2 separate regions of the Homo sapiens genome follow, and region 2 is linked to region 1. Evidence: chromatin contacts called from ENCODE Hi-C data. All regions are on one chromosome and are shown on one strand. Each heading gives the region's core, a stretch centred on a gene start or an enhancer-like site at or near the end of the contact. The rest is flanking DNA. Distances are from core to core; before and after follow the strand shown.

Evidence for each region. A loop is a pair of places that touch in the nucleus more often than their neighbours do. Pooled maps may share reads with other maps.
Region 2: a loop to region 1 is called in a map of GM12878, with 5 times the contacts of the local background. The contact joins the promoter of AKNA here to the promoter of CDC26 in region 1. A Hi-C loop is called at or near these places in 2 of 168 maps with a recorded cell type or tissue (CD4-positive, alpha-beta T cell and GM12878), 2 of 37 single-sample maps with no recorded cell type and 9 of 50 pooled maps.

What each region holds. Positions count from the first base shown.
Region 1 is chr9:113,274,020-113,278,192 of GRCh38, forward strand. CDC26 (cell division cycle 26) reads right to left here and starts at 1,553. Exons shown (of 4, transcript NM_139286.4): 1 at 1,363-1,553. It overlaps PRPF4 (pre-mRNA splicing tri-snRNP complex factor PRPF4), which reads left to right and starts at 1,639. Exons shown (of 14, transcript NM_001244926.2): 1 at 1,639-1,751; 2 at 2,529-2,706. The coding sequence starts at 1,725. RefSeq lists enhancers at 664-1,519, 1,287-1,626.
Region 2 is chr9:114,386,371-114,390,713 of GRCh38, forward strand. It overlaps AKNA (AT-hook transcription factor), which reads right to left and starts at 1,612. Exons shown (of 22, transcript NM_001317950.2): 1 at 1,490-1,612. It overlaps LOC124902253 (a long non-coding RNA gene), which reads left to right and starts at 1,680. Exons shown (of 3, transcript XR_007061742.1): 1 at 1,680-1,883; 2 at 2,075-2,219. RefSeq lists enhancers at 275-424, 1,239-1,974, 1,445-1,574, 1,615-1,904.

The DNA of each region.
Region 1 (4,173 bases), core at 303-2,802:
AGTCAGTAAATGTTTGTTGACTAGAAGGTGAGATCATTCTTGAGCACCGTGCTGTTTTTCCATTCCCATTCTTTACATTCTTATTTTAACACAAAAACCCTGTGAAGTTGACAAAATGATTCCTATTTCACACATAAAGAAGTCATCGAAGCAAGCTGTTCAGTTTGGTTAATAATTTTAGCCTCCTATAAAAATTATAAAGGTCAACATGATAAGCATTAAGTGAAAATGATGGAAGTGAAAACTCCTTGAAAGTATGTACAGATACAAATTATTACACGTATCTAGGATGAAACTAAGGACTGTGAAGTATACAAAGGAAGAAATAGTTCCTTCTCCCATGAAGCTTAGGATACTACAGGTGATATTATCAACACAAAACACTGGCACATTACATTTCAAATTCCTTTGTACTAAATCAGGCATTATCTTCTACCAGATTCCAATGCAGACAAATGGTAGAGAAAGCCAAAGTTCCAAAGAGGGAAAGAGAGGGATAGGGATACCTAAAAGGGGGAAAAAAAAATCTATACATTTTACCTTTTCTGCAAACTGCAAAAAACTGGCCACTAGGGAGCAGTATAGATTAACAGTTAAAAGTGCTGGCTGTAGAGGTTAAAGGGCACAGGTTTTAATCCCACTACACCACCGATCCTGAACAATTCGTTTCATTTCTCACTAGACCTTAGTTCCCTCATCTGTATCCTACTCTGCTGTTGTAGGAAGTCAATAACGTAATACAGAGTAAGCTCTTGGAATATTATTTGGCATTTAATAAATGTTCAATAAATAACATCTATTATTGCTGTAATTGTTCTAGGGGGTTGCATGAGGATCTGGCCAGCTAGGGAAACGTCAATATTTTGAGGATCTCCCACCGCCCATGTGGGGATAAAAACCTTATCCTGTTCGTCTCTAATGCCCCAGCATCCAGCAGGGCAGAGAGACGTACAGAGTTACCTGACACCTTCCTATCCATCATCTTACTCTCAATCTGATACAAAGACCAGGCTGAAGACAAATCAACAAAATCAGGCCGAAGCTCCTCCGCCGGGTCTTTATTTGACTTTGGCACTAGCGGGCTCTTCTAGCTTAATCTCCCGCCGCAGCCCAAATCCACCGCCGAGCCATCAAGCTCAGAGGGGGAGCCTGGGAAGACTTCCGGACCATGGAGGAGAACAGTCCTCGTCCCCTAGCTCCAGGCCTGTACCTCGGAGCCCAGGCAAGGGTTTCTATGGTAACATGGTCCTCGGCTCCAAGAAGACGTAAACGCCCCCGTACGCCCGGGGGGCACAGCGGACCCCGGAAGCCCTTGACTCGCTCCAGAGTTCAGCCCCGAGCCGCGCGAGTCGACTCACCTACCTCTTTTCAAGCCGGCCTAGCCCCTTCCCGGAACCTCGGCTCCCCCCCAACGAAACTACTGCTAAGCCAACTGGACTACACTTCCCAGACTGCTTGGAGCCTCTCTCTCCGCAGAACCTCGTCTTCCGCGAGCTTTTCCTGGAGGTTCTAGGAGGGATGCCCCTCAATGCCACGACGCCATTTCCTACTACGACTTCCATCATGCTCCGCGCCGCTCCGGGGGCGGTGACCCCTCTTGGCCCACGTCTTGTCAGTGACGCACTTCCTGTCAGTGACGCACTTCCCCTCTGCTGGGCGCGCGGTGGACGGTCTGAAAGGGAGTGTTCGGGTTTCGCTGGGGCCTCGCGGCTCCAGAGCCCAGCATGGCTTCCTCGCGAGCCTCTTCCACGGTACAGAGCCCGGGATCCCAGCTCACTCTGGCAGGGAGCGCTAAGGGGGAAGGGGATCTCTGCGGGAAGGGGCCGTTAAGGAGCGGGAGAAGGCGGTGGAGGGCTGAGGAGGAAGGCTGCGGGACTCAGCGGTGTCCTACACAGCGGACCACCGTTTTCCTGATCCCTAAGCGCTTTCGTGGACTGTAGCTTATTTGCACCTCTCCCACTACAGCCCCAAAGGGCAAGCATCTCTTCCGACTCATCCAGTAACGGTGCTCTGAAATAGGGAAGTGTCTTGGCCAAGGTTTATGCCTTTGGCAGATCTCAGAATTTTAATGAGACCTACTAACTCCTACTACCTCACGTCTAGGAACGTTTGAAATGTATACACTTGTAATGTTGTAACTTGTTATCCTTTAGCACCGCGTTGGTTATTTCATCTATCCTTAGTATTTCCCCAGTGATAAGCAGTAATCCGGGAAGCATAAAACACGAGATTGAACACTTCCAACGGAATGAAGTAAACAGATTTCAGAGCAAACCTTTCATAGGAAAATACCCGAGAGAACCTCACTAGTTTTATTAATCCCATCAACCAAAGTGAGGGACTGAAACACCCTCACCCTACCTTCACCTCCTCAAATCAATGAAGAGCGTCTTAAGTAGTGTCCAATTTGTCCTTTCAATTACAGAGGAAACAGGACTGTGAAACTCAGGGTGAGCTTCATCCTCTGGTGAAGTCCGGTAAATTGCCAAGATTAAACCTTAGTTTAATGCAGATCTTTGATTTAGCAGGCAACCAAAACTAAAGCACCCGACGACTTAGTTGCTCCGGTCGTGAAGAAACCACACATCTATTATGGAAGTTTGGAAGAGAAGGAGAGGGAGCGTCTGGCCAAAGGAGAGTCTGGGATTTTGGGGAAAGACGGACTTAAAGCAGGGATCGAAGCTGGAAATATTAATATAACCTCTGGTAAGATGCAAATTGTGAGCCCATCTTTACCTCTTTGTGTAATGAATACCTTTCTAAACTTAAATACCACAGTTTTATAATGTCAAAAAATTACAATTTTTTTTTTTTTAAACAGAGTCTCGCTCTGTCGCCAGGCTGGAGTGCAGTGGTGCGATCTTGGCTCACTGCAACCTCCGCCTCCCGGGTTCAAGCAGTTCTCCTGCTTCAGCCTCCCGAGTAGCTGGGATTACAGGCGCACACCACCACGCCCGGCTAATTTTTGTATATTTAGTAGATATGGGGTTTCACCATGTTGGTCTGGCTGGTCTCAAACTCCTGACCTTGTGATCCGCCCGCCTCGTCCTCCTAAAGTGCTGGGATTACAGGTGTGAGCCACTGTGCCCGGCAGAATTTCAATTCTTAAACTTGCAGCTATAAGGCTGTATTTTGCCTACCCCCTTATTATCATGCAGAGAGCCTTTTTCTTACAATCTGTTATATAGTTTTTCTTCTATGAGTGAGCAGTCTTATCAAAAATTCAGTGTACATTTGGATTCAGATTGATTCCATTTGTCTTCTGGAGATCTAACATAGTTCTGGCATTGGTTTGCAGCTAGAGTGGTTCATGATATTCTCCCTTTTGAAGTTTTGTAATTATTTTTTACCCAAAGTGAAATCTTTTTGTGTGTGTGTGTGTGTGTGACAGGGTCTCACTCTCTTGCCCAGGCTGGAATGCAGTGGCGTAACCTTGGCTCACTGCAACCTCTGCCTTTTGTGTTCAAGGGATTCTCCTGCCTCAGCCTCCCGATTAGCTGAGATTACAGGTGCCCGCCACCACACCCAGCTAATTTTTGTATTTTTAGTAGAGACTGGGTTTCACCATGTTGCCCAGGCTGGTCTCCAACTCCTGACCTCAAATGATCCGCCCACCTCGGCCTCCCAAAGTGCTGGGATTACAGGCGTGAGCCACTGCACCTGACTGAGCTATCTTTTTTTATTATAAAAGTAATAGTGGCCAAGCCTGGTGGCTCACACCTGTAATCCCAGCACTTTGGGAGGCTGAGAAGCGGGAGTCTGGCTTGAGCCCAGGAATCCAAGACCAGCCTGGGCAAATAGTGATACCCCATCTCTACAAAAAGTAGAAAATTAGCTGGGCATGGTGACACGTGCCTGTATTCCCAGCTAATTGGGGTTCTGAGGTGGGGGTTCAAGGCTGCAGTGAGTCATGACTGTGCCACTGCACTCCAGCCTGAACAACAGAGCGAGACCCTGTCTCAAAAAAAAAAGTTATTTTCTTTTAAAAGATCAATGTATAAATGTGTGAAGTAGAAAATCCTGTATTTTTAAAATTAATTGATTGTATATCTTTCTGAGAATTTTAATACAGCTAAAAAGTATGTAATTTTTTCCATAAATGAAAACACAATACGTAAATTGTTGTATAACCCCCATTTTTCATTTATATACCATTGAGGATATCTTTCCATG
Region 2 (4,343 bases), core at 362-2,861, 1.1 Mb after region 1:
AGGCAGCGGGAACAGCACGGAGGCAAAGGCACGTAGGTCTGAAAGTATGGCCTGACCTTGAAGGAGAGCTATGGGCAGGTGTCCCTGCATGCCAGATAAAGGCAGAGTTGTTCCAGCCAGCCCTCGTTAGGGCAGCAGGGCTGCTCCTAAAAGGCAGTGAGTGGGGTTTGGTGAAGACTCCAGCAGTGTGAGCTGGGGAGGGCTATGGAGTTCAGGGTCCCCGCCATCCCTGGAGAAACTGGCCCCACAAGGAAGTAGCAGCCACTGCACCCTCCTTCTGCACATCTCCTTCTTACACCCAAGCCGCCACTGCCCCTGCTCTCTCAAGGGTCTAACAGACCCCTGAGGTGTCTATCTTCAGTTCCTGGGTGGGATGGACTCTTCTTCCCCACCACCCACACAGGGCTTCTCCGCCCGCTCAGTCATTCCACAGCCAGGGACCCTTCCCTTTATGGCTCAATCCCTCAGAACTGCCCAGACGCCCAGGCTCTCCTTTGCCAGCACAGCTACGCAGCCCGCACAGCCTCCCCGTGCCCTCTGCAGCCCCTTCCCATCCAGCCAGAGCTGTCCAGGGTGCCACCCTGCTTCTACCCCCACCCACACCCTGACACCTCCCAGATGAAGACACTGAGGCACAGAGACATGGCCTGCTCTCACAAGACCTCACAGCCAGGAAGCGCAGACAGAGGATTCAAAGCTGGGGTACCGCAACTCTGAAACCAAGGCTGTCAGATGTGTCAGGGAGATGGGGAAGGAAGACCACCCCCCAAATCAGTAACCAGACCTTCCAAAAAGGCTCAACCATACCCCCACCCACCTGCTGGCAGGGCACAGACTTGCTGTTCTCAAGGGGTTCCCACCAGCTGTGTGGACTCTAGTCCCACAAGGAAGCACCAGCCACTCCCTCTCTGTGTCCTCCCTGCCCCCAGCCCGCTCCAGCAGCAGAGGCCGAGGAGAAAGAGAAACGGTGCCCTGGCTGTTGCCAGCTCTGGTCTTGCCATCCTCAAGAGCTGAGCTGGGTCTGCTGGTCCTCGGACTGTCCTTGGCTCCTCTCCTTGCTCTTACGCAGCTGGCATAAGGGGCCACTCCTTCAATAGGGACCACCCCCCGGCGCCGTCGCTGCCTCCTGGCCTGCTGCCCATGCCTGCATCGTCTCTGAGACCCCTTAGCAACCAAGGACACTAACTCTCCAGGTGCAGACGACGACACCCCAGGCACAGAGATGGACCCGCCTACCCAAGTTCACAAGAGATCAGAATCAGAGCTAGGACTGGAATCTAGCATCCTGAGGCTTGACGAAATCCTCCTTAAATCCACCCTTGCCCTGGAGGCCGGGATCCCCTAAGCCAAGAGAAAAGCGGTGCAGCTCCAGCAGCTGCAACTTCCTGGCTGGGCTGGTCCGGCTGCCTGGACTGTCCCGGAGAGTCTGTGACTGGCCCGTCCAGAAGGAAAGCGGCCTCCCGGGCCCTCCTCCGTTCCAATCCCTTACCTCTCTCGGGCTCCACCACCGTCCTGCCGACCCAGTTTCAGGGGACCTGCCTGTGAATTCTTTGTTCCAAACCCAGGGAGCCCCCTGTCTCCATTGCGCCCTGGCCCACCTCCAGGCCGTTCTGCCAGCCCAAGCTGCTGCTCACAGACCAGCATCGCTCCCCACCTCTCCCCGCCCCTGCCGTGGTTGAGGCCGCCTCGCCTCGGCAGGAAGCGCCCAGCCTGATTTCCTACAAGTGTTTGTCAGAAGGAGGGGGTTTGTCTGCGTGCAGAGCAAGAGCTGGAGGAGCTTAACCCCTTGCAAGCCCTCCGCAGTCAGCGCTGCCCAGGAAAGGACTCAGGGAACAAACTCCTGACGTCCTGGGCTTGGGATCATCTCAGCCCAGGCCCTGCAGGTACAGATGGGGAGACTAAAGCACAGAGAAGGTCAGAGGCTTGGCCAAGGTCACACAGCATGCTGTAGCTCCTACCCTCTAGGCCCTCTTCAACCACGGCCTGACCTTAGCCGAGGCTCCTTCCCTCACTAGGCCTCAGGGCCCATGTGCACGGTGAGAGCTCAGACTCAACACCACTCCTGCCCTTCCAGCTCTGACTCTGCCAATGTGCAACCTGAATCTCAGGGAGACCGTGGTGATTCCTGCCATCTCAACCCACCGTCCTCACCCCGAGGTGGTCCTGCAGCCAGAGTGGGATGTTCGGGGCAGCATGGAGGTGTGAACCTGGCGGATCAGGTAAACTTTCCCTTGTTGTAAGAACCCTCCAAGGGTTCACCAGATGTTGGGAACAGATCGATCCTGATGGTCAGTCGAGCTATCTTTCCTCAAGCCCCACCATCCCATTCCTTCATTCGTAGGTACTCACTGAGCTCCTACTGTGTGGCGGGTGCTTTTAAATCACCTGGGAATATGGCAGGGCCGAAGACAGGCCAGTCCCCTGCTCTCCACTCTAGCAGAGACATGGACAATAAGCAAGCACATGTATAATTTCAAGGAGAGAGCTGTGAACAATGAGACTGGGTGACGATCCGTGTCCCAGGCCAGGTGGCACTGAAGCCTGGGGCTCACCCCAGGCCAACAGAGTCAGTCTCTGGGCATCAGACATTTTAAGTGTCCCAGGTGACTGGCCCTGGTAGAGAACACATGGGGCCAAGAGTAATGGGTTGGAGGAGAAGGGTTATAGGACGGTCAGGAAGGTCTCTATGAGGAGGTGACATTCAAATAAGGCACTGGAAGGAAGAGGGGTCAAAAGCAAGCCACAAGAAGGTTTGGGGCAGAGTGTTCTGGGAGGGCAAGTGGAAAGGCCAAGGTGGGGGAGCCAGCGGGCTTTCCCTGAGAACAGCAAGGCCTGTGTACCCGGGGCAGAGCGAGTCAAGCGGGAGAAGCAGGAGCTTCACAGAAAAGCGGGCACAGGAGCACAAGAGGCTCCCAACACTGGCCCCACCCAGGACCCAGAGACTCTGAGTCAGGAAACAAAAAGAAAGAGGAAAAAAAACAGGCCTCTGTATTGTCCAAAAAGCCCTCCAGGTAATTCTGATAAGCAGCCAGATTTGGGAACCACCCATGTAGGAGAGAAAAAAATCTCAGAGTCACTGTGGACCTGGGTTCAAATCCCAGCCCCATCTCCTGCTGGCCCTGACCTTTGAGGCTTCACGTCTCTAAGCCTCAGTTTCTTCATCTGTAAAACAGGGATAAGAAGAGTAGCCACCCCACAGGGGCTGCTATAAAGATTCAATGACATGATGCCTACCAAGGGTAGAGCGGGGGAGCCAGAACACAGTCATGTATTGAGCTATTTTATTATTGCTACTACAACTATTGCTGCTACTTAGGTATAAGTCTCTGGTCTCCTCTAAAGGCTAGATCTTAATATCTTTCCTGAAGCCTGGCACACTGTTTATGGCTGATGAATGTGTTCTGTGAATGAATGAATGAATGAATGAGTGGACGTTCCCAAGGTCAGCTTGTGAATATCTGGCGTAGCCAGGGCTAGAACCAGGAGCCCTCATCCTGGTAATCGCCCACCCCTCTATCCCCTTTCCTGCCTTTTACCCACATCTGGGTGGCAGGGCTCTCCCTGTAGCCCCCAGCCCCACATGGAGCAGAGCCAAACCCTAATGAGGCCCCTCCCTATCAGCTCTGGAGGCCATGTGTGCCATTGTGCAAGGGGCGGGCTCCCCTGACACCCTGTCACTCACTCACCCTCCCTCCCTGGTCATTAACCCAGGCAGCATTAACCCAGGTGGCTGCCATTGCTGGGCATAGCCTGTGGCCCCTGGATAACCCCAAACCCATCTCAGGGGCAGCCACCTAACACCAAGGAGAACCGCCTGCAGTGCAGTCTGTTCCATTTCCTTGCACCCCCAAGCATGACCAACCCTCCTCCCTGCCTTTGCTCATGCACTGCCCCCTCTTGGATCACTGTCCCCACCCACAGGCCAAATTCTACCAAACCGAAGCAGCATGTCTAAGACTGAGCTCCTAGTATTGCCACCCTCCAAACCCACCCCTCCTTAGTTTGGCCCATCTTTCACCCAGGTACACACTGAGAATCAACTGTGACCCTGGACACTTCCTTTTCCCTTACATCCCATAACCAATCCATCGTCAACTCCCAGTGATTTCATTTCCTAAATTTCACCAGAATCTGTCCCCGTTTCTGCATCCCCACGTGGGTCCCTGGATCGGCCTTGCCTGGAAAGCTCTAGGGTCCACTAATCTGTTCCCCACACTGCACCGATGTGGTCTTCCAAGATAAAAGTTCCAAACAAGACCCTTCCATGCTTCAGACGCACAGCTAGCTACTATGGCTCTGAGAAAGAAGATGAAACTCCACAAGCTGGCCGCTGCTGCAGCCTC